2 separate regions of the Homo sapiens genome follow, and region 2 is linked to region 1. Evidence: read pairs that join two places in POLR2A ChIA-PET (ENCODE). Cell type or tissue: PC-9. All regions are shown on one strand. Each heading gives the region's core, and the rest is flanking DNA. Links, peaks and the distances in the headings are about the cores only. Region 1 has its middle 73 kb from the start of GFI1. Region 2 overlaps EVI5 (ecotropic viral integration site 5).

Evidence for each region. Peaks named below come from ENCODE experiments on the same cell type or tissue, not always from the same donor. Only the 100,000 strongest peaks of a DNase experiment are listed, where the experiment ranks them.
Region 2: POLR2A ChIA-PET joins it to region 1 with 14 read pairs; 2 of 35 experiments call an interaction of 5 or more read pairs at or near these places.

What each region holds. Positions count from the first base shown.
Region 1 is chr1:92,405,504-92,421,954 of GRCh38, reverse strand. No RefSeq gene overlaps it. Among named protein-coding and RNA genes, the nearest start is that of GFI1, 73 kb to the left of the region's middle. In PC-9, for the core only: no CTCF peak of the experiment used is centred there; no DNase peak of the experiment used is centred there.
Region 2 is chr1:92,702,372-92,718,822 of GRCh38, reverse strand. It overlaps EVI5 (ecotropic viral integration site 5), which reads left to right. Exons shown (of 20, transcript NM_001350197.2): 3 at 14,079-14,268; 4 at 15,204-15,428. Among named protein-coding and RNA genes, the nearest start is that of EVI5, 75 kb to the left of the region's middle. In PC-9, for the core only: no CTCF peak of the experiment used is centred there; DNase peaks (open chromatin) are centred at 8,872 and 11,355; H3K27ac peaks cover 1,042 bases.

The sequences.
Region 1 (16,451 bases), core at 2,778-10,777:
CTCAGCTGCCCGAGTAGCTGGGACTACAGGTGCACCCACCATGCCCAGCTAATTTTTGTATTTTTAGTAGAGACGGGTTTCACCATGTTGGTCAGGCTGGTCTAGAACTCCTGACCTAAGGTGATCCACTCGCGTAGGCCTCCGAAAGTGCTGGGATTACAGGCATGAACCACTGTGCCTGGCCTGTTCTGCCTGATTTTAAAGGCTGGTGTCCATCCCAGACCCTCTCTTTTTCTTCTTTGCCATATTTTTCCTGTGTGGTATCATCTATCCTCTTGGTTTTAATGATTTACATGCTGGTATGTCTCAAATTTACATTTTCTTCTTGTCTTTTTTTTTTTTTTTTTTTTTTTGAGACAGAGTCTGGCTCTGTCGCCCAGGCTGGAGTGCCCTGGCACTGCAACCTCAGCTTCCCTGATTCAAGCGATTCTCCCACCTCAGCCTCCTTAGTAGCTGGGACTACGAGCGTGTGTCACCACACCTAGCTTTTTTTTTTTTTTTTTTTAGACGGAATCTTGCTCTGTCACCCAGGCTGGAGTGCAATGGCATGATCTCGGCTCACCGCAACCTCCATCTCCCGGGTTCAAGCAACCTCCTGTCTCAGCCTTTCGAGTAGCTGGGATTACAGGCATGCGCCACCGTGCCCAGCTAATTTTGTATTTTTAGTAGAGACGGGGTTTCACCATGTTAGCCAGGATGGTCTCCATCTCCTGACCTTGTGATCCACCCACCTCGGCCTCCCAAAGTGCTGGGATTACAGGAATGAGCCACCGTGCCCGGCACTTCTTGTCTCTTTTGAAACATCAGACTCATATAGTCAAGTTACCAGCTGGGTATCCCATGAACACCACAGCTCCTACATGGACAAAACTACTCTCATTGTCTCTACCTCTCCTCCCCTCCTAACCCAGACCTGTTTTCCCTCATGGTCTCTGTCTCAGTAAAGGTACCACCACCCACACAGCTGTACAATCTTGAAGCTCTAGACTTTTCCTTCTCCCGACCCCCATAGCTACTTCTCTGGTTTAAGACTCCTTCATCAGCCAGGTGCGGTGGCTCACGCCTGTAATCCTAGCACTTTGGGAGACTGAGGAGGGTGGAACACAAGGTCAGGAGTTTGAGACCAGCCTGGCCAACATGTTGAAACCCCATCTCTACTAAAAATACAACAAAAAAAAAAGACTCCTTCATCATCTGCAGTAGCCTTATAACTGGGTCGCCCTGCCTCAGGCTTACCCCAACTCCAACTTGTTCTACACATTGCAGCCAAAATTAACTTTTTATTATTTTCAAAAAAGTGTTTTTTGTTGTTTTTTTTTTGAGGTGGAGTCTCACTCTGTCACCCAGGCTGGAGTGCAATCATGCAATCTCAGCTCACTGCAACCTCTGCCTCCTGGGTTCAAGCAATTCTCCTGCCTCAGCCTTCCGAGCAGCGGGATTACAGGTGCCTGTCACTACTCCTGGCTATCTTTTGTATTTTAAGTAGAGACGGGTTTTCACCATGTTGGCCAGGCTGGTCTTGGACTCCTGACCTCAGGTGATCCACCTGCCTCGGCCTCCCAAAGTGCTGGGATTATGGGCATGAGCCACTGCACCAGGCCAAAAGTGTATTTTTAAATTATAAAATTGATACATGCTTGTAACAATTTCAAACAACATGGTAGTGTATAATGTGAAAACTGAAGGATTCCCTTGCCTCCTGTTCTCAACTTCATAGTATTGAACAGTTTGCTGTATTGTCCATCAGTCTCTTTCTATGCTTACCCAAACAAATATTAATTGGCCATCTACTGTAGGCTATGTGCCACTTTATTTTCCAGCAATGCAGAACTGCCCATGTTTCTTTGCACATGCCAGGCTCTAGGTCTCCTCCTTGATTTTGCTTATGCTTCCCCTCGCCTTCCCTCCTCTAGGCAGTATCTACTCATCCTTTAAGACTCATCTTGTGTGTTGCTTCCTCCTAGAGGCTCCCACACCCAGCAGGTAGGCCCTTCTTTGCCAAAGTCACTGCATTTTTACACAGCGTTATTATGAGCTCTTTTGTGCTGGTGTCTCTCACTGGGGTGGAGCTTCATGAGGAACAGACTGCCTTATTCTCCTTGGTATTTCCTTCGCTTAGCGTAAGACCTAGCATAGAGTGCTCAATTTGCATGACTGAATGATTATGGCTCTTTTTACTGCCAAGTCTTCTGAAGTGCCAGTGCCGTGGGTTGGGAGGAAGTTAATCCAAGAGGACAGCACTATGAAGCTTCCTGACAGTCAGTACACAGCAAGAATAGGAGACAAGATGGATGGGTGCCAAAGAATAGGAGAAAGAACCCAAGAGTAAGGAAAAAAGCCTGATAGCAACAAAGGAAGGAAAGGAACTAATATTTATGAAGGATGTTCATATTTAGCACTTTGCACATATATGTATGTGTATACACACACACACACACACACACATATATTTTCTTTTTGAGATGGAATCTCGCTCTGTTGCGTGGGCTGGAGCGCAGTGGCCCGTGATCTCGGCTCACTGAAACCTCCGCTTCCTGGGTTCAAGTTATTCTTCTGCCTTAGCCTCCCAAGTAATTGGGATTACAGACACATGCCACCATGTCTGGCTAATTTTTGTATTTTTAGTAGAGACGGGGTTTCACCATGTTGGCCACGCTGGTCTTGAACTCCTGACCTCAAGTGATCCACCTGCCTTGGCCTTCCAAAGTGCTAGGATTATAGGCATGAGCCACCGCTTTTGGCTGCACTATGCGTATTTTTTCTTATTTAATTCTCGGCATTGCCATCCCCAGTTTACAGATGAGAAAACTGAAGATGAGGATGTAAAGTACCTTGCCCAAAGTCAAATATGGAATAGCAGAGCTGAGGTTCAAGCCTATTTCTGTGAGAGTTCCACGTACAAGTTCTTTTTTTTTTTTTTTTTTTTTGAGACACAGTCTCTGTTGCCCAGGCTGGAGTGGTGGCACGATCTTGGCTCACTGAAACCTCCAGCTCCCGGATTCAAGTGAATCTCCTGCCTCAGCCTCCCGAGTAGCTGAGATTACAGGTATGCACCACCACACCCAGCTAATTTTTGCATTTTTAGTAGAGATGAGGTTTCACCATGTTGGCCACGCTGGTCTTGAACTCCTGACCTCAAGTGATCCGCCCTGCTTGGCCTCCCAAAGTGCTGGGATTACAGGTGTGAGCCACCGCACCTGGCCTCCATGTACAAGTTTTTATGCACTGTGCACACTGATGATCAGGCAGGTATAATGTGGTCAACACCTACCAATTCTCTAGACCCTTTAGGGATGCCTGAAAAAGGTCTGTGTCCAGCAGCTTCTGAATAGACACCTAAAGGCCTTCAGCCTCTGGGGAGATAGACAGTGACAGATTTGACATCCAGATCTTCAGACATGGTGATCCTTTACACTTCCAAATGCCCTGAAAGGGGTGCTAAGATCCCGGAATATATACCACTAAGAGTTAGTCTCCTAGGTTCTGGAGGAGGCCAACAAAAATCACCTTTGGGATGTCTCACTCAGCCAAGCTTTCCCTAATCTTCAGGCAGCTGTGTCCTCCTTGGTCTCTTGGTCTCTCCCAAGCCCTGGTTGCTGTGTCTTTTCAGGACCTGCCAGCCAGAGTACACATGTGGGGCAGAGTCCGTCATCTCTGCAGGCCCAACAGCCTGGGGTCCCAGTCTTTTGATACCTGTGCTTTGGGTATTTCTTGGCAGTTGTGAGCACCGTGAAATTGAGGAGGACACTGCAGGACTGGGGTCAGGGGCTAAGGAGTTGCTGGAGTATGGAGCTATGTACAGGGGCAAGGCTGACTCACAGGGGATGCCAGCCCTTCAATCCACAGATGTTTACTGATACTACTTAGGTATTGTTTGGTTTTTGAGGGCAGGGATGCCAGGCCTGAGAGAAGCACTGATAGTAATAATAACAGTTACTTTTTATCCAGACTATCTATATGTCAGAGACCATACATATACCCTGTTGTATAACCCTTCAACAACTCTGAAAAAGAGCTATTAATAGCTGTATTTTATAGATTATAAAATTAGACATTAAAAAAACTGAAGCTCAGAGAGGTTGTCCAAAATCATTGAGGGACAGTGTTGGGATTTGAACTCGATCCCAGGTCTGTTTATCTGAAGCTTGTGCTAAACTGCCTAGGAGATATAAATTCCATCCCATCACCAAAGAGCTCACAATCCTTGTCTGCTCTCTGCTCACCCATTCAGCACGTTCTCTTGTCATCTCTTATCACTCTGTGCACTAGGCATACTGAAATCCTAGCAGTTCTTGCATGCATTATATTATCTCTTACCTCCAAGCTTTGTACCTTTGTTCCCTCTGCCCAGAATGTCTTCTATCCCTCTTTTCCTGTTAACTCCTTTCTCACTTTCAGGTCTCAGCTTGACTGTGACCTGGCTCTCCAGTTCTGGGTACTTCACACCCATGTGTAGGGGGCATTTGCTAGTTAGCTCCCTACTTCTATTTCCCTTCTTCCGTCTCTCTCTCTCTCTCTTTTTTTTTTTGAGATGGAGTTTCACTCTTGTCACCCAGGCTGGAGTGCAATGGCGTGATCTTGGCTCACCGCAACCTCCGCCTCCCAGGTTCAAGCGATTCTCCTGCCTCAGCGTCCCGAGTAGCTGAGATTACAGGCGACTGCCACTGTGCCCAGCTAATTTTTGTATTTTTAGTAGAGACAGGGTTTCACCATGTTGGCCAGGCTGGTCTCGAACTCCTGACCTCAGGCGATCTGCCTGCCTCGGCCTCCCAAAGTGCTGGGATTACAGGCATGAACCACCTCGCCCAGACTTATTTTCCTTCTTCTCTTGCAGGCAGTTCTTGGATTCCCATTTGGGAAATTCACTCTACCCCCTCATTGGTACGACTGACTCTTCTCCCCAAGCTCCAGGCAGGGGTCTGATTGTTTAAGCCAATCAACATATCCCATTCTGCCTATCACTGTGATCAGTTCAGGGACAGAGGTATACTCACAACTACTGAAATAAGGAAAAACTACAGATTTTGAGAGTTAGTTACCCAAAGAGTCATCTTCTTTTCTATGAGACTGACTGAGATAGGATGTAGATATTTGGACTGGCTATGGGCAATCCAGAATTTAACAGAGGAGGGGCTTAAGGAGTGACAGTCTGATGGTAGGGGAATCAGCCGCATCATTAAAAATAGGATATTGTGGGCCAGGTGCAATGGCTTACACCTGTAATCCCAGCACTTTAGGAGGCCAAGATGGGAGGATCACTGAGCTCATGAGTTTGAGAACATCCTGGGCAACAGAGTGAGACACCCATCTCTACAAAAAAAAAATTTTTTTTAATTAGCCAGGCATGGTGGCATGTACCCATAGTCCCAGCTACTTGGTAGGCTGAGGCTGAGGATCACTTGAGCCTGTGGGGGCTTGAGGATGCTGTGAGCCGTGATCACAACACTGCAGCCTGGGTGGCAAAGCAAAAATCTGTCTCAAAAAAAAAAATGGCCAGGCATGGTGGCTCACACCTATAATTCTAGCACTTTGGGGGGCCAAGCTGGAAGGGTCCCTTGAGCTCAGAAGTTTGAGACCAGCCTGGGCAACATAGTGAGACCCTGTCTCAAAAAAAAAAAAAAAAAAAAGAAAAGAAAAAGAAAAAAAGGATATTTTGGCCCTGTATTTATTCATTGTTTACTCTCAACTTTTTCAGACCCTTGGGCAAGGAAGAAGGGTGCTACTTATTCATGGAAGACTTCTTCAAGCCCTAACACACACACACACACACACACACACACACACACACACACACACACACACACACACGGTTTTGGGGTCATGCTAATATACTCGTTGGATCACACTTATGTTTTTTTTTTTTTTTGAAATGGGGTCTTGCTTAGTTGCTTGGGCTAGAGTGCAGTGGCATGATATGATTGCTCACTGCAGTCTTAAAACTTCTGGGTTCAAGTGATCCTCCTGACTCAGCTTTCCAAGAATGTATTGTATTCTTTTAGTATTTTTTTTGAAGACAGGGTCTGTCTGTGGCACCCAGGCTGGAGTGCAGTGACATGAACACAGCTCACTGCAGCCTTGACCTCTCGGGCTCAAATGATCTTCCCACCTCAGCCTCCCGAGTAGCTAGGACCACAGGTATGTGCTACCACACCTGGCTATTTCTTTTCATTTTTAGTAGAGACAAAGTCTCACTATATTGCCTAGGCTGGTTCAAACTCTTGGGCTCAAGTGACCCTCTCACCTCGGATTCTCAAAGTTTTGGGATTACAGGCATGAGCCACTAAGCTTGACCTGTATTCTTTTTTTTCCTTATTTTCTGAATGATAAGTGTCTTTTTTATTTATTTATTTATTTTTTTGAAACGGAGTCTTGCTTTGTCACCCAGGCTGGAGTGCAATGGTACAATCTCAGCTCACTGCAACCTCTGCCTCCCGGGTTCAAGCAATTTTCCTGTCTCAGCCTCCGGGGTAGCTGGGACTACAGGTGCCTGCCACCACGCCCAGCTAATTTTTGTATTTTTAGTAGAGACAGGGTTTCACCATATTGGTCAGGCTGGTCTTGAACTTCTGACCTCAGGTAATCCACCTGTCTCAGCCTCCCAAAGTGCTGGGATTACAGGCGTGAGCCACCACACCCGGCCATAGAGTCTTTTTTAAATTTAAATTTTATTTTAACTAGAGACAGGGTCTTGCTGAGTTGCCCAGGCTGGTCTCTAACTCCTTGACTCAAGCAATCCTCCTGACTCGGCCTCCCAAAGTGCTGGGATTACAAGTGTGAGCCACCGCACCCAGCGATGGCCTGTATTGTTGAAAATTACTAAGAGTGTATATTTTAATATTCTTATTACAAAAACAAATGATAAGTATGTGAAGTAATGGGTATGTTAATTAGCTTGATTTTGCCATCTCACAATGTATACAGATATCAAAAGTTCACATTATACACTATAAAAAAAGGAAACTTTATTTCCTACCAAATTAGACTTTCACATGCATCGTGGTAACTTTTCATAAATACTTCTATTGATTGTGGATTTTCTATTTTATTTTACTGATCTATTTCTCTATTTCCGTTTGACCTTATAATATGTTCTGGTAAGGCAAGTCCCTTTTACTGTTCTTTTTTTATAATTTTCTTAGTATTTTCAGTCATTTATTCTTTTCAGGGATCTTCATAAAATTCTATTAAAAACATTGTTGGGATTCTAATTGGAACTAATCATACACACACACACACACACACACACACACACACACACACACACACATTTTGAGGAAACTGACTTTTTTTTTTGAGACATGGTCTCACTCTGGTGCCCAGATTAGAGTGCAGTGACATGATCACAGCTCAACCTCCCAGGCTCAAGGGATCCTCTTACCTCAGCCTCCTGAGTTGCTGGGACTACAGGTGCATGCCACCGCACACTCAGCTAATTTTTGTACTTTTCGTAGAGATGAGGTTTCACCATGTTGCCCAGGCTAGTCTTGAACTCCTGGACTCAACCAATCTGCCTGCCTCAGCCTTCCAAGGTGCTGGGATTACAGGCATGAGGCACCATGCCTGGCCCAAACTGACATTTTTTAAGCCAGTAGGTCTTCTCCAAGAAAATGCCATAGCTTTCTATTACCCAGATATTGTTTTATATCTTCTAATACATGTTCTTCATTTAGGTTTCAGTGTCTTTGTATTAAATAGATCTCTAAATGTGTTATAATTTTGGCTGCCTAAGTGCAATACTTTCCCCATTTCCTTTGTAGTGCTTGCTGCTGGAATAGAGAAAGGTTATGAATTTTAAAATGTTTATCTTGTATCTAGCCACCTAACTAAAGACTGGAAGGTCACTTGGTGAGATTAGGGAAGGGGTGGCAGTTGAGTGTGTTGAAAACTGTGAGACACTGTCTTGCCCTAGAGCCTGAGTGGGTCAGGAAAGTAAGCAGACCAAGGAAAAGCAGAAGAATTGACTGTGTGTGTAGGGCATTGTGTTAGTAGAATTCAGTTCTATTGTGAGGAGCTGTGAGTAACAGTGACCTAAAAACAGTGGATTAAACATAATGACATTTCTTTCTTTCTCATATAAAAGAAAGCCTATTGTAGGCAATTCAGGTTCTACAGTTCTGCGGGACCCAGATTGCTTCTAGCTTTCCATTCTGCCATCCGTCAGGTGTGACCCTTATCCTTATGGTCCAGGATGAAGTCCAGCCATCATATCCATGTTCCAAGAAGGATGGAGGAGAAGAAGATGAGATGAAGGGTACATTCTGGGTGTATTTTAAAGAAATTTCCTAGAAGCTGCCACATAATAATTTTACTCACATCTTACTGACCAGAGCTGAGTGATGTGGCCGTGTTTTGGTCTAAGGGATGCTGGGAAATATTTTTATTCCAAATCAAGATCCTAAGGTGGTGGTAATAGACATATTAGGGTTGGTAGTCAGCAGCCTCTGTGCAGGCACATTTGTGGGGTGGTAGAGGCATGTGATTTTCTTCTGTAGCTCTTCTTAGCTACCAGTACAGAAAGGAGAAGGCAAACGGGACATGGTGCAGGGGGTTGGGGGGCAGCAGAATATCAGTACCAGGCATGGAGGGTGTGGATGAGAGAATAGTTTAAGCTGTGTTGGAAAGGAGAGAATGCTGTTTGGGGGATGATAAGCTGGGAGAAGGAGGAGGGATCAAGGGACTAGCGATCTCAGAGGGATTAAAAACCAGATAGTGTGGCTGTGGCAGTAGGTGATGGATATGGAAGGGAGATGAGGGTCACTCAATATAAGGAGGGTAAGGCATGGCCTGGGACGGTCCTCCCACTGCACACTGGACTGCAGGAATATGGCAGGAGACACAAAATACAGGGAAGCTGGTGTAGCCAGATGGTGTGATCCCCAAGGCAGTTCCCTGGGGGAGGAGAGTAATGGTCTAGAGGAGCACAGGAGTGTGAGAACACTGACCTTACCTGCAGGCCTAATCTGCTGACCCAGGTAGATACACAGGTGTAGCAGAATAAAAAGCCATCACTGAAGATAGCTGATAGTCACACCTGTGACTGGGGGATGACCAGGCCTTAGGGAGGCCAAGATGAGGAGAGAGCATTCTGTGAGAAGATGAAGGACGAAGAGGATTGATTTGCCATGGAATGAGGATCCAGTGTGCATAGAGGAAAGCCTTGCAGAGAAAGGGAAAGGGATTTGGGAGAGGACACAGAGCAGTGTGGTGATGAGAATGTGAGAAAGAACAAATGAGAAGGCTTATATTTTGGACACTGACTGAAGACTACAAAATGTAATGTCTGGGCTGGGCACAGTGGCTCATGCCTGTAATCTCAGAACTTTGGAAGGCCGAGGCATCAGGATCTCTTGAGATGAGGAGTTCGAGACCAGCCTGGGCAACATGGTGAAACCCTGTCTACAGAAAATTTAAAAATCAGCTGGGCATTGTGGTGCATGCCTGTAGTTTCAGCTACTTGGGAGGCTGAGGCAGGAGGATTGCTTGAGCCCAGAAGTTCAAGGTTTCAGTGAGCTATGATTGTGCTACTGGACCCCAGCCTGGGTGACAAAGAAAGACCCTGTCTCAAAAAAAAAAAAAAAAAGAAAAGAAAAAGAAAAAGGAAAAAAAAAGAAAGTAACAAGTAACATCCGGATGTAAGGGGTCCATACAGATCTCTAGGTTCAAGTTGTCTTAGAGAAGACCCAAGCCGTGGCCCCAGAGCAACAGACAGGTTGAGGCAGGGCTGCTGCCTTGTGGGCAAACTCAGGGATGGGCTCTCGGTGGTCAGCAGCCACACCAGGGATTTCCAAAGGTCTGAATGTATAGCAGTTGCAGGCCATAAAGAGACGCTTTCCTTCCTTGGAAGCCTTCATTGCCTTGCTCCTAAGGTATCCAGGATGAAGTCAGCCTCAAAACAACTACTACTCACACTGTCAGCTGCTGGAGACAACTCCGGCTGCTCAGCAATGCCAAGAATCATGCTCTTCTAATATCCATTTTGATTTGAAATCTTTTATGTTTGAGATGTACTTTTCTCTGTTGACAATGGGCTGGGTTTGGCCTACTCATTAGGTGTGGAACTCCCGGCTTGTGGTAAAACTTGATTGGAAAACAATTTAAACACATTTCCTGGTAAATGTATAAATATATATAGATGTTGGTTGTTCCCCTCCCCACCACCAGCACACACTGAAGAAGAAGCAATTTGAAGCAATTCAGACATGCTCAGCATCTGGCCCTCATAAAAGGCCTGGGGTGAGTCATGACTGTGCACCAATAGAGAGGGCTTGTTTTCCTTGTGGAGAGGACTGTATTTACCTCCCATTCTGCCCATGGCCCTTTCTATTGCTTTATGATGATAAGTCTGATTTGTGAGCAAAGAGACTGGTAAAATAAGAATATGGGGAAAGGGAGCAAGGAGAAAAGGAAGAGGACCCAGACTGCTACCTATTCAAGGCAAAATCAGCAGTTTTGGGGAGAACAAACTGTTTTTGCTTTTGAGGAGCCAGATAAAAGGCAGCAGAAAGAGCCTTGGCTTGTGAGTTAGGGGATGGCACCCTTCTTCTAGCTATAGGCCACTCAACCTATTGGCACCTGTTTGCGCATCTGACAAGTGGGACCAATAATTGTTGCCCTATCCAGTTGAGAGGAAAGGAAAACTCTTGTTTAAAAGCACTGTTAGGTGCCAGTTGTGGAGTGAGCTCCTTAAACATGCCATCTCATTTAATACTGAAGATAACTCCCATGATGTCATGAAACCATTCTTTGGCTGAAGAAACTGAGAATTGAGAGGCTATGCTGCTTGTCCAAGGGCACAAAGCCTGTCAAGGCTCAAACCTCAAACCCATGTCTGTCTGTCTCCAAATTCTGTGTAGTTCCTATTACTTCATACTGACATTGATGTCAAAGGATACATTAGGATCTCCTGCTGGGAAGGGGAAAAGCACAAGGTAGCACCCCAGTTCCAAGGCCTGGGGTATCCCTGTGTCCTTGGCCCCCACAGAAGGCTGAGCCCAGCCCAATTCTGTTTCCTTAGAGCACTGGTCGCTGCTGTGGGAGCAGGCAGGTTGTTAATCTGATAAACCGCTTCCTGCCAAGGTGGGAGGGGGAGCTAAAGGGTTGCTGTATTGCCATCCCAGTGGCAGGTGGAAGACTCCAGTGACTTTGCTCACAGAAGCACTCTAGGCTTACAATCTGAAAGGATGAGAGCTTTGGGGTCAGTCAGACTTCGGTGGGAGTCCTGGCTCTGCTTCTTGCTAGCAGTGTGACCTTAACTCATCTTACCTTCAGTTTCTTCATCAGTAAAATGCAGATAAGCATGCTCCCCATAAAAGGTGGATGTTGTGAATATTAAATGAACTGCTGTGGGAAATGTGCCTACCACCGTAATGCACAACTGAGTAAAAGGCAGCTGTTATTCCATGGAGGTGGTGAGCAGACCTCCAGAGGAGCTGCATAGGCATTGAGCAGTTTTTGTGTCCCATCCCTAAGTCCACATCATGGTCAATCATTTGTTTAGCGAATGCATTCTAAACACTCACTGTGTTGGCTGCTGGGGACAAGCAGGTATGAGATAGCATCATCCTTGCCTTTGTAGAGCTTACAGTTGAGCTGGAACCACATGGCAGGGAAGTATCTGTTATAGTCACAGAGGTGACAGGGCCTGGAAATGTAAGCTTGACCACCTCAGTGGGGTCTCTTAGAGAGTCTGGCATTTTAAAATCCAAGCCTCCTCTCCAGGTGTAACAGGGGCCCTTTCGTGGAGTTGTGGGACACACACCTTCCTTGGTAGAGACAGGAAAGGCTGGGCTGCCAGCCTGCTGGGCGAGGGGTGGGGTGGGGGGAAGGAAGAGGAGGAGGAGGAGGAGGAGGAGCTGCTGCTGCTGCTTTGGGGGTGGGTGGTTGAACAGGCAGCCCTGGAGGTGCTTCCCATCTAATGCTGGAAAAAACTACCACCTTTGGCAGAGACGGACTGATGCCTCCATAGCTCAGAGTTTATGGTATACTTTACTTATTATCTGAGGCATTTATAGACTGTTAGGTGTTGCCGTATCTGCCAGGGATGGTAAATGTGACAAGGACCTGTTCCAGTTCCAAGCCCACTGACTCACCAGTCACCTTGACATTGAGCAGGTCAGTGATCACACTGAACCTCTCCTGAGGCAATAAAGTGAATGTCTGGGTCGAGGAATAAAACTTGGAGAAAGGGCTCAATGCCAGTCAGCTTGATAGGAAGCCTATGGTACACCTCTCTGGGGATTAAGTAGAGGGTAGGTACAAGGTTCACTCATCTGGGCTTTCCAGATCTACTACATCCAGGCTCTTCCCATCTCACCCTATCCTATCATCCTGCTTGTTCCTCAACAACCAATATCCACACCAAGCTAGCAGGCAGGTTCCTCAAGATCCCCCAAACACATGGAAGCTCATTCCCACCTCATTGATTTTGTTTAAGATCAGATCCCTACTGTTTCACTTTTCTTCAGCTGTAATTAGCTCATTTCTCAAGCCCAGCTCTCATTCTGCCTCCCCCAGAAAGCATTCCTTAACTTCCACAGCACACACTGACCTTTCTCCTCTGGATCACCCCATTTTAGTAATGATTCATTAATGGACTCCTTGATTAATTCAGTCAATGCATGGCAAGCCTTACCTGTTCTAGATGAAAAAATACTTCCAAAATCTATCCACTTCTCTCCATCTTCACTGCTTCCACCCTAGACACCTCTTGCTTGGATTATTAAAAACCCTTGTAGCTGGTCTCTCTACCCTCACTTTGCCTGTCTCCAACCCCTGCATACTCCATGCACTATCCAGTGGTCTTTTATGAAGGTAAATTAGCTCCGGTCACTCCCCTGCTTACAGTCTTCTAGTAGCTTCCCAGAGTCCTCACCACAGCCCACAAGTCTCTGCTAATCTAGCACTTGGCTGTATTCCCAGCCTCTTCTCATTCCATCATTCCTTTTGCTCATTCTGCTTCAGGTACCTCAGCCTTCTTTCAGTTCTTCCAAAAGGCCAAACCATTACTATTGCCTTAGGGCTTTTGCATGTACTGACCTTCTACCTAAAATGGTCTCAGCTCCTCAGTGTTTGCCTACTCCTCATCACTTTGCTCTCTGCTCTCAAATGTCACCTCATCAGAAGGTTTTCCTTGAGCACCCATCTGAAGTAGCTCTTGCCCTCTTGAAGTCACAACTTATATCATTATACTATTTCCTTTTATGTCTTAGTCTGTTTTGTGTTGCTATAACAGAATACCGCAGACTATGATTTATAAAAAAAGAAATTTATTTCTCACCATTCTGGAGGCTGGGAAATCCAGTATCAAGGTGCTGGCATCTGATGAGGGCCTTCGTGCTATATTATTCCATGGTGGAAGGTGGAAGGGCAAACCAGTGTTTGAGACAGAGAGAAAAAGGGGGCCAAGCTCCCATGATAACTTCTTCTGTGATAATGGCATTAATCCATTCATGAGGGCAGAGCCCTCATATTGTCATCATTTCTTAAAGGTCTCACCTCTTAATACTGTCATAAGTTTCAACATGAGTTTTGGTTTTGCTTGTTTTTGTTTTTGTTTTTTTTGTGTGTGTGTGTGTGTGTGTGTGTTTTTTGACACAGTCTTGCTCTGTCACTCAGACGGGAGTGCAGTGGCTCAATCTTGGCTCACTACAACCTCCACCTCCTAGGTTCAAGTGATTCTCCTGCCTCAGCCTCCTGAGTAGCTGGGACTACAGGCGTGTGCCATCATGCCCAGCTAATTTTGTATTTTTAGTAGAGACGGGGGTTTCACCATGGTGGCCAGGCTGGTCTCGAACGCCTGAGCTCAAGTGATCCACCCACCTTGGCCTCTCAAAGTGCTGGGATTACAGGTGTAAGCCACTGCACTGGGCCTCAGCATGAGTTTTCGAGGGGACATTCAACTGTAGAACTTTATATCACTAATATTTTTTAACTTGTATTTCCTTGTATTGTGTGCTTTTCACCACTAGAGAGGAAGCACCTCCGGATAGAAACAATGTCTTTTCACTGCTATATCCTCAGAGTTTAGAATAGTGCTTATGAACAAAACCAATAAATATTGACTAATCATTTATTAAATGGTTATTAAATGCCTTCAATGTGTGGAGCCCTGAAAATCAGTAATTACTACGACTGATTAGAGATACGAATGCCTATCCTGGAATACGGTTTCTCAAAGGTTGTCCACAAAACTCTGGTGGTCTGTCAAGGAGTTTGCAACTGGTTTGATAGTTTCAGAGTAAAGAGTGATGAAACAGTTTTGTTCATATACACTTAACTGTTTAAAATATAAGATTAAGGGCTGGGTGTGGTGGCTCACGCCTGTAATCCCAGCACTTTGGGAGGCTGAGGCAGGTGGATCACCTGAGGTCAGAAGTTTGAGACCAGCCTGGCCAACATGGTGAAACCCCATCTCTACTAAAAATACAAAAATTAGCTGGATGTGTTGGCATGCACCTGTAATCCCAGCTACTCGGAAGGCTGAGGCAGGAGAATTGCTGGAACGCAGGAGGCAGAGGTTGCAGTGAGCTGAGATCATGCCACTGCACTCCAGCCTGGGCGACAGAGCAAGAGTCTGTCTCAAAAATAAATAAATAAATAAATAAATAAATAAATAAATAAATAATAAGATAAGGTTTTCTGGCTGAGCGCGGTGGCTCACGCCTGTAATCCCAGCACTCTGGGAGGCCGAGGCATGCAGATCACTTGAGATCAGGAATACGAGACCAGCCTGGACAACATGGTGAAAGCTTGTCTCTACTAAAATAGAAAAATTAACCAGGGATGGTGGCACATGCCTGTAGTCCCAAGTACTCGGGAGGCTGAGGCAGGAGAATTGCTTGAACCCAGGAGGCGGAGGTTACAGTGAGCCGAGATTATGCCACTGTACTCCAGCCTGGGTGACACAGCAAGACTCTGTCTCATTAAAAAAAGCTAAAAAGAAAAAGATTACAACTATCATAGAAATTTTATTATTTTATTAATAATTGTTTCATGACGTTTACTGCAAGGACTATTTTGGCTAGTTCATCATAGCCAATTTCAGTTATCAGTTATAGTTTATTTTGAATATGTTTCACATTATGAGTGTTAAAATCTTAGTCATAAAAATCTATTTTTTTTGAGACAGGGTCTCTATCTGTGACCCAGGTGAGTGTGCATTGATATGAACATGGCTCACTGCAGCCTCAACCTCCCAGGCTCAAGTCATCCTCTCACCTCAGTGTCCTGAATAGCTGGGACCACAGGCACAAGCCACCATGCCTGGCTAATTTTTTTTTTTTTTTTTTTGAGACAGAGTCTTGCTCTTGTGGCCCAGGCTGGAGTGCAATGGTGCGATCTCAGCTCACTACAACCTCCACCTCCTGGGTTCAAGCAATTCTCCTGCCCCAGCCTCCCGAGTAACTGGGATTACAGGTGCCTACCATGCCCGGCTAATTTTTTGTATTTTTAGTAGAGACGGGGTTTCACCATGTTGGTCAGGCTGGTCTCAAACTCCTGACCTCAGGTGATCCACCCGCCTCAGCCTCCCAAAGTGCTGGGATTACAGGCATGAGCTACTGCACCCAGCTGGCTGGCTAATTAAAAATAATTTTTTTTTTTTTTGTGGAGATGGGCTCTTGCTATGTTGCCTAGGCTGATCTCAAACTCCTGGACTCAAGCAATCCTCCTGCCTCAGCCTCCCAAAGTGCTGGGATTACATGTGTGAGCCACTGCACCCAGACAAAATCTACATTTTTGTTGTTACTATTGTGTTGCATTATTTCTCATGATTCAAAAGTAGTTCATCAAAGAGTAAAATTAATGATGAAGAATAATATTGTCAATAGTGCAATAGAGAATAATGTTGTAAGTGTAAATACTTAATAGGGTTACACTATGAATACACACCATGAATCTTTATGAGCTAGGAGAATATAATCAGCAGGAGTGCTGATTTGGCACAGTAGCTGAAAAAGAAGAGTTCAAATAGGAAATACAGTGCTGAATATCTGAAAATTGGACTTTATTGGGTTGTGAATGATCCCTAAGGATATTGTTTCTTGTGATGCTTTGTCCGATAGTGGCAAAGGCCATCAAAGTTAAAAAAAAATATGGTTACTTCTCTGGTAAATCAATGGACATTTTCCAGAGTATGTGTAGGATATGGATTTTGTTAATAAAGGTAGAGCAGAGACCAAAATTACAGAGGTATTACTTAAAGTTGTACTTAGAGCAAAAACATATACAAGTCATACTACTGTAAGGATGCTTGAATAGTCAGCTTAAGTTAAACTAATGACAAGCATAGGGCTTGGAGAGAAGGCAGAACAAACCTGGCATAGTTCTTTTATCAAAAGATCCTGTTGAAAGTAAGTAAAGAAAACAACTGGATGTGGAACTGACTTATGGCTCAAGCCAATCCTTATCAAAATGACCACAGACACCTTGGCAAAAAGTTGAGAACAATTTTT
Region 2 (16,451 bases), core at 7,510-15,509, 290 kb before region 1:
TCTCTTTTCTTCTTTATTAATCTTGCTTGAGGTCTATCAATTTTGTTGATCTTTTCAAAAAACCAGCTCCTGGATTCACCGATTTTTTTTGAAGGGTTTTTTGTGTCTCTATCTCCTTCAGTTCTGCTCTGTTCTTAGTTATTTCTTGCCTTCTGCTAACTTTTGAATTTGTTTGCTCTTGCTTCTCTAGTTCTTTTAATTGTGATGTTATGGTGTCAATTTTAGATCTTTCCTGCTTTGTCTTGTGGGCATTTAGTGCTATAAATTTCCCTCTACACACTGCTTTAAATGTGTCCCAGAAATTCTGGTACATTGTGTCTTTGTTCTCATTGGTTTCAAAGAACATCTTTATTTCTGCCTTCATTTTGTTATTTACCCAGTCGTCATTCAGGAGCAGGTTGTTCAGTTTCCATATAATTGTGCGTTTTGAGTGAGTTTCTGAATCCTGAGTTCTAATTTGATTGCACTGTTGTCTGAGAGACCGTTTGTTGTGATTTCTGTTCTTTTATATTTGCTGAGGAGTGCTTTACTTCCAACTATGTGGTCAATTTTGGAATAAGTGCCATGTGGTGCTGAGAAGAATGTATATTCTGTTGATTTGCAGTGGAGAGTTCTGTAGATGTCTATTAGGTCTGCTTGCTCGAGAGCTGAGTTCAAGTCGTGGATATCCTTGTTAATGTTCTGTCTTGTTGATCTGTCTAATATTGACAGTGGGGTGTTAAAGTCTCCTGTTATTATTGTGTGGGAGTCTAAGTCTCTGTAGGTCTCTCAGGACTTGCTTTTTGAATCTGGGTGCTCCTGTATTGGGTGCATATATATTTAGGATAGTTAGCTCTTGTTGAATTGATCCCTTTACCATTATGTAGTGGCCTTCTTTGTCTCTTTTGATCTTTGTTGGTTTAAAATTTGTTTTATCAGAGACTAGGATTGCAACCCCTGGTTTTTTTTTTTGCTTTCCAATTGCTTGGTAGATCTTCCTCCATCCCTTTATTTTGAGCCTATGTGCGTCTTTGCACGTGAGATGGATCTTCTGAATACAGCACACTGATGGGTCTTGACTCTTTATCTAATTTGCCAGTCTGTGTCTTTTAATTGGAGCATTTAGCCCATTTACATTTAAGGTTAATATTGTTATGTGTGAATTTGATCCTGTCATTATGATGCTAGCTGGTTATTTTGCCCGTTAATTGATACAGTTTCTTCATAGTGTCGATGGTCTTTACAGTTTGTCATGTTTTTGCAGAGGCTGGTAACGGTTGTTCCTTTCCATGTTTAGTGCTTCCTTCAGGAGCTCTTGTAAGGCAGGCCTGGTGGTGACAAAATCTCTCAGCATTTGCTTGTCTGTAAAGGATTTTATTTCTCCTTCACTTCTGAAGCTTAGTTTGGCTGGATATGAAATTCTGTGTTGAAAATTCTTTTCTTTAAGAATGTTGAAGATTGGCCCCTACTCTCTTCTGGCTTGTAGAGTTTCTGCTGAGAGATCAGCTGTTAGTTTGATGGGCTTCCGTTTGTGGGTAACCCGACCTTTCTGTCTGCCCTTAACATTTTTTCCTTTATTTCAACCTTGGTGAATCTGACAATTATGTGTCTTGGGGTTGCTCTTCTTGAGGAGTATTTCATTAATTTGAACTTCAGTCACTGATATCCTTTCTTCCCCTTGATCAAATCAGCTATTGAAACTTGTGTATGCATCACGTAGTTCTCATGCCATGGTTTTCGGCTCCATCAAGTCATTTAAGGTCTTCTCTACACTGTTTATTCTAGTTAGCCATTCGTCTAATCTTTTTTCAAGGTTTTTAGCTGCCTTGTGATGGGTTCGAACATCCTCCTTTAGCTCGGAGAAGTTTGTTATTACTGACCTTCTGAAGCCTATTTCTGTCATCTCCTCAAAGTCATTCTCCATCCAGCTTTGTTCCGTTGCTGGCGAGGAGCTGCGATCCTTTGGAGGGGAAGAGGCGCTCTGGTTTTTAGAATCGAATTGGCTATTGAAGCTTGTGCATGCGTCATGTAGTTCTCATGCCATGGTTTTCAGCTCCATCAAGTCATTTAAGGTCTTCTCTACACTGTTTATTCTAGTTAGCCATTCGTCTAATCTTTTTTCAGGGTTTTTAGCTTCCTTGTGATGGGTTTGAACATCCTCCTTTAGCTTGGAGAAGTTTGTTATTACCGACCTTCTGAAGCCTATTTCTGTCAGCTCCTCAAAGTCATTCTCCATCCAGCTTTGTTCCGTTGCTGGCGAGGAGCTGCGATCCTTTGGAGGGAAAGAGGCGCTCTGGTTTTTAGAATTTTTAGCTTTTCTGCTCTGGTTTCTCCTCATCTTTGTGGTTTTATCTACCTTTGGTCTTTGATGTTGGTGACCTACACATGGGATTTTGGTGTGGATGTCCTTTTTGTTGATGTTGATGCTATTCCTTTCTGTTTGTTAGTTTTCCTTCTAACAGTCAGAACCCTCAGTTTCAGGTCTGTTGGAATTTGCCAGAGGTCCACTCCAGACCCTGTTTGCCTGGGTATCACCAGCAGAGGCTGCAGAACAGCAAATATTGCTGCCTGATCTTTCCTCTGGAAGCTCTGTCCCAGAGGGGCACCTGCCTGTATGAGGTGTCAGTCGGCCCCTACTGGGAGGTGTCTCCCAGTTAGGCTACATGGGGGTCAGGAACCCACTTGAGGAGGCAGTCTGTCTGTTCTTAGAGCTCAAACACCATGATGGGAGAACTACTGCTCTCTTCAGAGCTGTCAGACAGGAATATTTAAGTCTGTGGAAGTTTCTGCTGCCTTTTGTTCAGCTACACCTTGCCCCCCAGAGGTGGAGTTTATAGAGATAGCAAGCCTTGCAGCACTTTGGTGGGCTCCGACAAGTTTGAGCTTCCCGGCCGCTTTGTTTACCTACTCAAGCCTCAGCAATGGTGGATGTCCCTCCACCTGCCAGGCTGCTGCCTCGCAGGTCGATATCAGACTGCTGAGCTAGCAGTGAGCAAAGCTCTGTGGGTGTGGGACCCACCGAGCCAGGCGCGAGATATAATCTCCTGGTGTACCATTTGCTAAGACTGTTGGAAAAGCACAATATTTGAGCAGGAGTGTCCCGTTTTTCCAGGTACAGTCTGTCACTGCTTCCCTTGGTTAGGAAAGGGAAATCCCCCGAAGCCTTGTGCTTACTGGGTGAGGTGACGCCCCGCCCTGCTTTGGCTCGCCCTCTGTGGGCTGCACCCACTGTCCAACCAGTCTCAGTGAGATGAACCAGGTACCTCAGTTGGAAATGCAGAAATCACCCGTCTTCTGCGTCGATCACGCTGGGAGCTGCAGACCAGAGCTGTTCCTATTCAGCCATCTTGGAACACGCCTCCTTACTAGAGTTGTTGAAAGATGTTCAGAAAAGAGATTTTGACAAGAACTTGAAGAAATAAAAGGAGCAGAAGTTTAAGTCACTCTTTATTCTTGTGTGGAAGTACTAAAAAATTTGAACTTTTGGGTTCAAATTTTGAGTCGCGTGTGTGTATTTTTAAAAATCATTGAAACTGTCAGGGCACGGTGGCTTATGCCTGTAATCCCAGCACTTTGGGAGGCCGAGGCGGGTGGATCACCTGAGGTCAGGAGTTCGATACCAGCCCTGACCAATATGGTGAAACCCTGTCTCTACTAAAAATACAAAAAAATTAGCTGGACATGGTGGCAGGCACCTGTAGTCCCAGCTACTTGGAAGGCTGAGACAGGAGAATTGTTTGAACCTGGGAGGCGGAGGTTGCAGTGAGCCGAGATCGTGCCACTGCACTCCATCGTGGGTGACAGAGTGAGACTCCATCTCAAAAAAAAAGAAAAAAAAATCATTAAAACTCAGAATCCATGGGAAGGATTTATATGTAGAGAATGAGTCTTGTTTTGCCTTGGGAGAACAATCCTGGTGGAAAAACATCTCTCTGACTTTAGTTAAAAGTAAAGGTTAGGTGCAGTGGTTCATGCCTGTAATCCCAGGATTTTGGGAGTCCGAGGTGGGAGAATTGCATGAGGCCAAGAGTTCAAGACCAGCCTGGGCAACATTTGCAAGACCCCATCAGTACAGAAAATAAAAGAATTAGCTGGGTGTGATGGCATGTTCCTGTAGTCCTAGCTACCTAGGAGGCTGAGGCAGAAGTATTGCTGTAGCCCAGAAATTTAAGGTTGCAGTGAGCTCTGATCACATTACTATACTCCAGCCTGAGAGACAGAGCAAGACCCTCTCTTTGAAAAATAAGATTAAGTAAAGTAAAATGACAAACACTAAGCTTTAGTGCTCTTCTTCCTGTTCTGTCCTATCGCCCCACCAACTAGTAAGTCTGGGGAAAAATTGCAAGGATAATAATTTGAATTCTCTCTACTTCTGTGGTTTGTAATATAGATATGTAAGTTATATATCTAAAGTAAAAATTATGAGATACAACTTACACTTTGTAGCATAACAAAGTAGATGCTTTTATTTAGGATTTATTCTTCCCTTCCCCAAATGTAGATGATTCTCTGGTTGTGTTCACTCTCTTTGATTCAGAAAGTATAAAAATAACATTTTAGAAAATTAAAATTTAAGAAACATGAAAATATCAAATTCTATGAAGAAACTTTTTTCTTTTCATAGTTTTACTGCGGCTATTACTTTTTAAAAATAAGTGCATGTAGCAACCCCAGAAAGATGTGAAGAAATGGTTTAATGTAATGTCAAAGATCTATTTGATGAAAGTTAATAATTGATAGCTTTAAAGTTGAAATCGGATAGTTTTTTTTCCCCCTTGTGTGTTAAATGTGCTTTTCTTTTTTCATTTTAAAATCACAAAGGCTTTGGCAGAGATGAATTTATGGAGGTAAGTCTCAAGTATAATAGGATTGCATTTTAATTAAGGAGGGGAATGTTGCTAATTTAAATTTTGAGTGAGCCATTATTTGCGTGGTTTAAAACTTTGGCATTGCAGCCATATTTGTTCCGTTTTTATATTCTGTTATTTGGAATCATATTTTGCTTTTTAGCATATTTTGGGGGCTGAGATATGAGAATGAAGAAAAAGAAGTGGTTTATTGATTTATGAGACAGGGTCTTACTCTGTCGGCCAGGCTGGAGTGCAGTGGTGCAATCTCGGCTCACTGCAACCTCTGCCTCCTGGGTTCAAGTGATTCTCTGACCCCAGCCTCCCAAGTAGCTGGGATCACAGGCATGCACCACTGTGCCTGGCTAATTTTTGTAGTTTTTGGTAGAGATGGGGTTTCACCATGTTAGCCAGGCTGGTCTCAAACTCCTGACCTCAAGCGATTGGCCCGTTTCAGCCTCCCAAAGTGCTGGGATTATAGGTGTGAGCCACTGCGCCTGGCCAGAAAGGGTTCTTTTTAAACTAGCAAATGTATTTTATGATTTTTAAAAATATAGTCAACAGGAATCTTTGAAAACTTAATTTATGTATCTTTATATCCTACCAAAATCTAGATCTAGTATGGTCTAGTATGGTCGACCATATTGTCTACCATAAAATGAAAAAAGAAAAGGCAATACTAGACAATACTAGTATTGTGTAGTATGGTAGCCAGTAACCATATGTAGCAATTGAGTACCCAAAATCTGGCTGGTTTGACTTGTGATATGCTGTAAGAGTAAAATATGTACTAGATTTTAAAACTTGATTTGAAAAAGAGACTATCTTGGTAATTGAAAAAATTTTGTTTACCTGTTGAAGTGACATTTCAACTGTATTTGATAAAATAAATTATTAAAATTAATTTCAGGCTGGGCCTGGTGGCTCACTCCTCTAATGGTAGCACTTTGGGAGGCCTAGGTGGGAGGATTGCTTAAGCCCAGGAGTTTGAGACCAGCCTCTCAAGACCCCATCTCTATTTAAGATATATCTTAATATATATATCTTATATATATATTTTTCATCTTTTTTAAAAAGCTTTTAATTGTAGTGATTAGAACATTTAGCTTTGCATAAGTGGACTGCATTATATCTCTTTTGGACAGGCTGATCTAGATGACCTAATGTCCATCTTATATTTATAATTTTACCACCATAGCATTACCTCAGTTTTCCTGAGGATACTCTCCATAAAACATCCAGCAACACCAAGGAAGTGAAGAGCTTGCAAGCAAAATAGATATTTTCAAGTCTCTATTTAAAAATTCTTGTATTTTTAATCATAGGAAAGGTCTGTAGATCTTCATTTGAAGTCTTTGTTCTTATTATTTTCATTGAGGATTGTTTTAAATTTTTTTATCAGTTCTCTGATTTCCTAAAGAATTTGATGGTATAATTAATTAAACAATTTATTATATTACCTTTTCTGTGGCAACTAGCTTAGCCTAAGATAGTCTCTTGAAATTAAGAAATCTTAAGACTGAAGTCGGCTAGGCTTGTTTTTCTGGAATGTCTGTATAAAATAATCTCCATACTATTAGTTTCTGATCATAATATTTGGGAGGAGCCTATAAACCTTCTCCAAGCCCTGATCTTAAACACAGAAAAAAAAAAATTCTATTTTTCAGAACTAGAGAAATCCCTGTCATTTAGGTATCTTTCTTCTGTGTTGTCTCTGAGTTGTTTCCTGTCCTAATTCCTTGTGTCTTCTCTGAATTCTCTCATTGTTACAGTATTTCTATTGCTCTGAGACATGAATTTGTGCTTGGTGTTGTTGATGTGAAAGGATGTGATTCCTCTCTGGGTTAGGCATGTAGTTTTGCTATGGTCTTTTTGTTACCCTCTAAAATTCATGCGTTGAAAGCTAATCCCAAAGGTGATGGTATTAATATATTGGGCCTTTGGGAGTCTGTAATCCTCATAAATGGGATTAGTGTGGTTATAAGAGGCTTGAGGGAGTCCTTTGCCCCTTCCACCATGTGAGGGCCCGTAAAGGCCTCCATCTGTGAGGAATGGGTCCTTATCTTATGCCAAACTTGCTGGTGCCTTGATCTTGGGCTTCCCACCCTCCAAACTGTGAGCAATAAATTTCTGTTGTTTAAAAATTACCCAGTCCAAGATATTTTGTTATAGAAGCTCAAATGGACTAAAATAAGTTTTTTGTTAATCATTTTCCATTCTTTTACCTGGCAAGTTGCTGCACATTCATATCTTGTTTCTTTGGTGTTACATTACAAAGAGATGTTTGAACCTTGTGTTTGAAAAGTTGCCTCCTCCGTAATAAATCTCTCTGCCTTTTTTTTGAAACAGGGTCTTGCTCTGTCACGTAGGCTAGAGTGCAGTCGTGTGATCATGGCTCACTGAAGCCTTGACCTCCTGGGCTCAAGCAGTCCTTCTACTTCAGCCTTCCAAGTAGCTGGGACTACTGCACTTGTAAGTGCCAGTGTATTTAGCTTCCCAGGTGTTTGTATCATACAGCGTTTTTCTTCCTTAGATCCTTTCTTAGCTCCTTATAAATTATCTTAGCAGTTTATAAATTACCAACTGGCATGTTGACCAGTTGCTGTTGTATCCTGCTTTCTGAGTTCTGGTATCCATAGGAAAACATTATGCTGAGTACAATAGGATACTCAAGAAGTTTAATATCAACTGTTTTCAGATAATTACCAGATTTTTGTTTGTGGCGTTCACCTTGCTTATGAACTTCAGATTTGTCTTTTCAACTGCTGTGCTTATTGTCTACATGGATTTTCCCCCAAGTACTTCAAACTCCAAATACTCAAAAGAGAACTCATTCTTTTCCCTTTCCTCCCTTGTATTTTCAAATCATAGTATTATAGATAAGCCTTTTTGGGGGGCTGTTTATCATCTGCATGCTGCCATACACAAGCTATTCTTTTTTCTTATATGGCCATCGTGAAGTCTGTACTCTGTCATTTTCCTTACATAGGTGGCATCTCGATAAGAAGTTTTGATTCTCAGAAGCAAAGATACGGTGAAGGTCATCTGTCTAAGATAAGACCGAGGCTGTTCTCCATGCTGGAATATTTTCTTGTTCTCAACTTATTCCCCAGTCCCACCCATTAGGGAACTGGAAATGCTTTCTCCCTACAAAGTCTACCAAACTTCCAGAAGCAACCACTCCTAGACTCTCGATCTTTAATACTGTTTGGAGTCCAGTTGGTATATTGGCACCCCCCCCCCAACCCCAATCTCACTATTGTGTGGCTGTAGCCAGTTTCAGTGGCTGCCCTTGGATCAGGAGCTACTCTAAGAGAAACCTGTAGTGACCCAGTTAGGAGACAGGATTGTGTGTTCCCTTGTTGATAGAAAAACAATGTCTTATGTCCTAGTCTGTCATTCTGGGAGAATGAATGAATTTAGGCCTGTGAATTATTTACTGTATAAAAGTGGAATATTAGAAATGGCCAGGAGGCTACACAAACCTATAGGGACACCTTAGATTACAATGTACAATATTCCTGCTTGGACAGTATTCTTTTTCTTTAATCTGTGATAGTCAGAATTCTTGTGTTAGAAGGAGATTATGATGGGATGGGATGGGAAGTGAGGTGAATTATTCCCCCACCATCCCCCCTGCTTTTTTTTCGAGACAGGATCTCACTCTGTCACCCTGGCTAGAGTGCAGTGGTGCAGTGCAATCATGGCACACTGCAGTCTCAACTTCCGGGGCTCAGGCGATTCTTCCACCAAAGCCCCCCAGTAGCTGAGACTATAGGTGTGCACTACCACACCTGGCTAATTTTTTGTATTTTTAGTAGAGATGGGGTTTCTCCATGTTGCCCAGTTTGGTCTCAAATTCCTGGGCTCAAGCAATCCACCTGCCTCGGCCTCCCTTTTTTTTTTTTTTGCTTTGCAATAAATCCATGTAAGGCAGTGCACCCATGTGATCTGGGAGGAGGAAAATATGTGAAAAAGTTTTAGATATACTTCTCACTAGCCCACAGACCTATGAGTAATGCTGTATTACCATTTTCCCAGCTGCCAAGCTCAAGGCTTTGTAAATTGTTGACTTTCAGGCAGTGCGCCCCTCCCCCACCATGCCAGACTACCTTAATTATACTGAAACTAGGTGGAAACCTGTTTAAAAGCCTTCTTGAGTTGTTCCTCATCACGTTTAGCAATAAGGAATAAAAATGCTTGATTCTAACTACATAGTCTATAAAGTTTACATATTCTTGAACACGTAAATTATTTTTCTACATGCTATAGGAAAATACATGCTATAGTTCACTGGGGAGAGACTTCATGGTATCAATTCAAGTGTTACTACTTCTGCAAAATGTTCCGACTCTCTCACAGAGAAAGACTTCTTCATTATAAAAATTCTAAAGTTTTTCTTTAGAGAATTTTAAAATTTGCTGGAATGACCAGGAAATTTGAAAAGGCAAATATGAAGTCATGTTTATATCTTCCTTTATTTATAAAATATGCCCAAAATAATCTTTTACAAAAAGTAATAGTTACGGTTTTAAAAAGTTCAGAAGGGCTTACAATAATAAAATGCAGTCATTTCTCACCGAATTTTTACTATCCCTAGTGCCATTAAGTAGATAATATTTTTTACAAATATTGATGAAGTGATAAAAATTGATGAATAATATGCAGAGAAATGTGTAGTTCTTAAGTGTAAAGTTTGAATTTCAAAGAATGTATATACCTATGTATAACCCACATACCTATTAAGACTTAGAAAGTTTCTATCATATTAGAAAATGTCCATCATCTCAGAAAATTCCTTTGTGTCCTTTCTAGCAACCCCACCCTCTGTCAAAACTTCTCTTCTACCTGTTCTTTTTTGTATAATGGCTTTATTCAGATATTCATATACCATATATTTAATTCCCCCACTTAAAGTTTACAGTTCAGTTGTGTTTTGTCTACTCACAGAATTGTGCAATTGTCAACACAATCAATTTTAGAATTTTTTTCATCACTCCAAAAAGAAACTGCACACACATTAGCAGTCTATGTTTTCCTGACTACCTTCACTCCTACTACAACCCTCAGCAGCTGCTGATCTATTTTCTTTCTTCTAGATATTTCATATAAATGTATTCATGGAATATGTGCCCTTTTGTGACTGGCTTCATTAACTTAACATCATGTTTTCAAGGTTCATGGATGTCATAGTGTGTATCAGAATATAATTCCTTCTCGTGGCTGGTATTCCATTGTTTGGGTATACCATGTTTTTTTAATCCATTCATCAGTTGATGGACACTTGGATTTTTCTTTTTTTTGATATCATGAATAATGTTTCTGTGAATGCTTGTATATAAGTTTTTGATGGATATAAATTTTCATTTCTTTTGGATATATACCTAAGAGTGGAATTGCTGAGTCATGGTAATTTTGTGCTTATCATTTGAGGAACTGCCAGGCTGAAGTGCTTGTACCATTTTACATTCCCACAAGTAGTGTATGAGAGTTCCATTGTCTCCATATTCTCACAAACACTTAACTGTTTGTTATTTGTCATCTCGATTGTAACTATCTTAATGGTTGTAAAATATCTCATTGTGTTTTCAATTTGCTTTTTCCCTATGACTAGTGATGTTGAACATCTTCTTATGTATTTATTGGCCGTTTTCTTTGGAAAAATGTTTATTCAGATCTTTTGTCCATTTTTAAATCACGTTATTGTTGATTTGTAAGGGTTCTTTCTATATTCTAGATACAAGTCCCTTATGATTCGCAAGTATTTTCTCCCATTCTGTAGATTGTCTTTCCACTTTCTTGGTGGTAGCCAATAAAGTACAAAATGTTTTTAATTTTGATGAATTCCAGTGTATCTGTTTTTTCTTTTGTCACTTGTAGTTTTGGTCATAATTAAGGCTTTACCTAACTCAAAGTCATGAAGATTTATTCCTGTATTTTCTTCTATATTATGCTTGTTCTTGAACTTTATATAGATGGAATCATATCGTATGTACTCTTTTGCACCTGGCTTCTTTCGTTCTAACATCTATCAGATTCATCCATGTTGATGCACATGTCAGCAGTTTATTTCTTTTTATTGCTGAGTAGTATCACACTGAATGAATGTACCACAATTTGATCACTTATTTTTCTGAACATTTGGATTGTTTCTGGTTTGGGGCTATTGTGAATAAAGCTGCTATGAACTTTCAACTATGTCTTCTTTGTACATATGTTTTCATTTTACTGCTGGACCATATGGATATGTATTTCAACTGTATGAGGAATTATCAAACAGTTCTCAAATGTGTTATACTATTTTGTACTTTTAATATTGATAGAATTGCTTCCATCCTGGCCAACATTTGGTATGGTCAGTCTTTAGAATTGTAGCCATTCTAATATGTATATAGTTTGGTTTTAACTTGCATTTCCATTGATGACTAAAGATGCTAACATTTTTCAAGTACTTATTGACCATTTGATTATCTTGTTTAGAAAGTATCAGTTTACGTCTCTTACTCATTTTTTAAAGTGTGGTGTTTGGTTTCTTAGTTATTGACTTTAAGAGTGGTTCATATATTCTGTATACTATCTTTTGTCAGATACCTGTGTTTAGACTTTTTTTTTTCTTCTTACTCTCTGGTCTGGCTTGCCTTTTCATTTTTAAAATAGTATCTTTTGAGGAGCACAGCTCTTTAATTTCGGTGAAGTCCAGTTTTTAAATCAATTTTTTCTTTTGTAGTTACTGTTTCCTTATGTCCTGCAAACAAATTTTTGCCTACCCCAAAGGCTGTGAAGAGGTTTTCTTGTGTTTTTTTTTTTTTTTTTTTTTGAGACAGAGTTTCGCTCTTGTTGCCCAGGCTGGAGTGCAATGGCACGATCTCGGCTCACCGCAACCTCCGCCTCCCAGGTTCAAGCAATTCTCCTGCCTCAGCCTCCCTAGTAGCTGAGATTACAGGCATGTGCCACCATGCCCGGCTAATTTTATATTTTTAGTAGACAGGGTTTCTCCATGTTGGTCAGGCTGGTCTCGAACTCCCAACCTCAGGTCATCCGCCCGCCTCGGCCTCCCAAAGTGCTGGGATTACAGGCATGAGCCACCACGCCCGGCCATGGTTTTCCTGTATTTTGTTTTTAGGAGTTTTATAGTTTTGTTATATTTAGGCTTATCTATTTTAAACCATTTTATAAGATAAAGCAGGGACAGTATCTTTAAATAGTGTAATGTCTTGAGATATTTTATTTGTAAACGTTCCTCACAGCTTTGTATAATTGGATGTGCTATTTCAATGTTCTCGGAAGGTTAACTGCTTAATCTTCTCTAACCCACGAATGCCACGAATTCACTTGATATTTGTGCCTATCCTAGAAGTTGTATTAATAACTCAGCAATCCAAGACTTTTTGACTCTCTAAAAGCCTTCTGTTTAGGTGCTTCTTCATCTATACTTGGATTACACCTCGAACTTAGGTTTAACTTAGGAAAACCATTATTTTCTTTGAACTGCATATCTCTGTTGATAGTGATGCAATTTAATTGAGATGTAGCAAGCAGTCAGTAAATAAGTATGGCAAATAACTAGGATTCAGGTTATTTCAGTAAAATTTGTTTCTTTATTGCATTTACAATTCTTAGGGTTTAGAATCATGTGGAAAATTACCTATGTAAACTAATTTTTCCATAAGATATATTACGGACTTACTGAAATAATATGTATTTTAAAACAGTATTTAAAGTAAAACATCATCATTAATTCTTTTTTTATCTTTTTATTTTCCTCAGAGACCTTGTTCTGAAATAATTTTTTTCAAGTAAAATTATTTATAATAATTAGTTGATGCTCACTTTGGCTGTTTGGTATGTTTTTATGTTTTTAGCAATATTTGGGAAATTTTATTTTAATTATTGTTGCCATGAAAATATATTAAATTTTCCTTCAGTAAGGATAGAATTTGTTTGTTCAGTTTATACTGTTGTATTATTGAAAATGACATACCTGGAATTTGGAATTTTAAAATTTGGACTTATGATTTTATTTCATTTTGATAATATACTTTGCATTGAGCTAAATGTTCTAAGGGATATAAAGATGAGTAGCATATAAATCTGGCTCTCAAAGGGTGGTTGTATAATCTGTTAAATAGGATTTGACCTCTATATGTTTATTTTCTTTCTCAGCTTTTGTATTTTATGAATTAGTATTGTGAGCTTTTGTTGTAGCCTAAGCAGATGACTTTTCCTGAAGAATTACTGGAAGTGAGTAGTAGCTATATAAAATAGTGATAGAGCTACGTTTTCCACCTTCCTTTTATAAATAAAAGACTTAATGTAGTGATTAGTCATGGATTGGATCTTGGAAATTATCTTAACCCTTCTTTCAACAGATAAGGAGGAGGCCTAACACAGGGTTGCAAGCTCAAAATTCAACAGGGACCTTATGAGTGAGGAGGTCCCAGTTTAACAGTGTAAACCTAGTAATAAATAGCAGCTGTTAGCTGGCCTGAGTTTTAGGGGAGACTGTAGGGATTATGGAAAGTGAGCAGATTAAAGTCCTTCTGCATTTGAAGGAAGAAGCTCCCACGCAGCTATATCCTGTTCTTACTGTGCAGGAATATGGACCGGTTTTGCCTTATCTTTTTATTTTTCAAGAGAATCTAGAATTATAAATAAAGTATAAATGCATATAAGCAAATATGTGAAATCCTCCAATTTTAGTATATTAGTAATAGCTCAGTTTTTACACAAACACTGCATAGGCCAAATAAATACTTTTTGTTTGGGCAGATTGGTTATGCATGTGTGAAGCAAAATGAAAAAAGAGAAGTGATTTGGTTAATTTTGGGGGCTCTGCCTTACTTTTAAGCCTTAGACACATTGTAAACGTTTTAGGATTGGTTATTTCATAGATTTGTTGTACCTCTTCCAAGTATAAGTTCTTTTTTCCTGAAGCCTACCCAAATACTTTTCTCATCAGATTTCCCCTAATTTGAATTTTTAATGGAGACGAAGGGAAATTATAATGGGGCTAGTAGCTCAAAAATTTTTAACGTAATTTGCTTTTTCAAATTTTCAAACTGCTATAATAGGTGAAAAAAATATAGCAGTAATTTTATTGATGTGACCAAAATTTATTTAAATTATGTATATTATTAAAACTATATTTTAAAACAATGGTTAAATTGCAGTAATAAAGCTCTAAGTATCATCAATGCCTCTTCTAATATCACTGTCCGATTAGATCTTGAACAGTTTTTAATTATATTTTAGATTGTTAGAAACGGATAGTAAGTCTTTAAGATCTGTAAATGGGTCAAGAAGAAACAGTGGCTCTTCTCTTGTGTCGAGTTCATCAGCCTCTAGCAACCTCAGTCACCTTGAAGAAGATTCTTGGATTCTTTGGGGAAGAATTGTTAATGAATGGGAAGATGTACGCAAAAAGAAGGAAAAGCAAGTTAAGGTATTCATGTTCTTTGTTGAAGTTCTTATTCTTATTCCATAGTGCGTCAGACATAACTTAATAGAGGATTGGGAAAAAAACCCCAAATACAACTTCCAAGCTATATATTAAAGAGGTCTGCTTTATTTGTTTTCACTTACTTGTACCCCTAAAAGTTTTAATTTGTAGACATCAGTTGTTACAGAGGTCCTGATCATATAGAAATATATAACTGAAAATTATTTTATTTACTTATTATTATTTTATAAAGACTCACTTTGTTGCTCAGGCTGGAGTGCAGTGATGCAGTCATAGCTCACTATAACCTCGAATTTCTGGGCTTAAGCTGTTCTCCTGCCTCAGGCTCCTGAGTAGCTATGATTACAGGTGTGTGTCACCACACCTCGCTAATTTTTTATTTTCCTTTTTGTAGAGATAGGGTCTTGCTTTGTTGCCCAGGCTGGTCTCAAACTCCTGGCCTCAAGCAGTCTTCCTACCTCCGCCTCTCCAAGTGTTGTGAGCTACTACACCCGGCCCGAAAATTGTTTTAGAAATTAAATTCTCTCATTTTATTGATTCAGAAATGAAGTTGTGATATCCTGCATTCTTGAATAACAGTATTTTCCTTTTTTTTTTTTTTTTTGCCTTCAACAGCCCTTTGAATGTTGGGTACTGTACCATCATTCACAGCTCTGCAGGTTTCAAGTCCATTACCTTAAGAGGTCACACACTGAGGTGAAATGATCATTATTAATCCCCTGACCAGAAGAGGATACACCCAGGGCCCAATCTTACCCTTGACTTACAGGGTTCCCTAGTCTTATTATAAAGCTAGCTTTGTGAGTTACAAATTTAATGATGTCTTCTACTTCATTCCAACCCCCTAATAAGTCTTCCTTGGCTTGCAAGATAGGACACTTAAATAATTCATTTTTGTAATTTTATTTTATTTTTAGGAACTTGTTCATAAAGGGATACCCCATCACTTTAGAGCAATAGTTTGGCAACTTTTATGCAGTGCACAAAGTATGCCAATTAAGGATCAGTATTCAGAACTCCTGAAAATGACCTCGCCTTGTGAAAAATTGATCCGAAGGGACATTGCTAGAACTTACCCTGAACACAACTTTTTTAAGGAAAAAGATAGCCTTGGACAGGAGGTTTTATTTAATGTAATGAAGGTAAGTTTTATTTATTCATTTTTTGAAATGAAATGAATTCCTGGAAGGTTGAAATTATACATTTTTCATGATGAAGCATGACCTCCCACCACAATAATCAGTTGCTTTGGCAGTGAAATTGGTTTTAGCATCATTTTTGCCTTAATTCTTATGCTACATTACTATCTAGTATAGAGAACTTGTTAGAACATTTACTACGTTATTTAGCATTAGTTGATGGAAATGGAATAGCTTAAAAGTCACATATCATAGAGGGATCCTCATGAAAAGGAATAATTCACCATCTGTGAAGTTCAAAACCTGGGATGTGGGTTTCTCCTATCATATCTGTGTTCCTACAGTGAGCAAATTTTTCTGCTTTCTATGGCCAGCACTGTTAAGAGCACTTAGCCCTTGAAAGGTGTACCATTGTCATTTTTTCTTCAATATTGCCATTTCCCTTCCCACAGTTACTTTTTCTTTTAGCTACTTCTTTGAAATACTGACTTCTTGTTAAATCATTTCAATTTCGCCAATCCTTTGCCTTAAACCTAGTCTAGTTTTATATACATCAATATAAATTTTACTTGAATTTTTTTTTTTTTTTTTGAGATGGAGTTGCACTCTTTTTGCCCAGGCTGGAGTGCAGCGGTGTGATCTCAGCTCACTGCAACCTCCACCTCCCAGGTTCAAGCAATTCTCCTGCCTCAGCCTCCCTAGTAGCTGGGATTACATGCGCCCGCCACTACGCCCAGCTAATTTTTGTATTTTTAGTAGAGACAGGGTTTCACTATGTTGGCCAGGCTGATCTCGAACTCCTGGCCTCAGGTGATCCGCCTGCCTCTGCCTCCCAAAGTGCTGGGATTATAGGCATGAGCCACTGTGCCCAGCTCAATTTTACTTGATTTTTAAGCCCTGTTACAAATTCCTTTATTTTATTTTATTTTATTTTATTTTATTTTATTTTATTTTATGTCTTTAGAGCTAGCAAGTTTGGATTGGGAAATTGTCAAAATAAAATTTCATGTAATAAAACATTTGCTT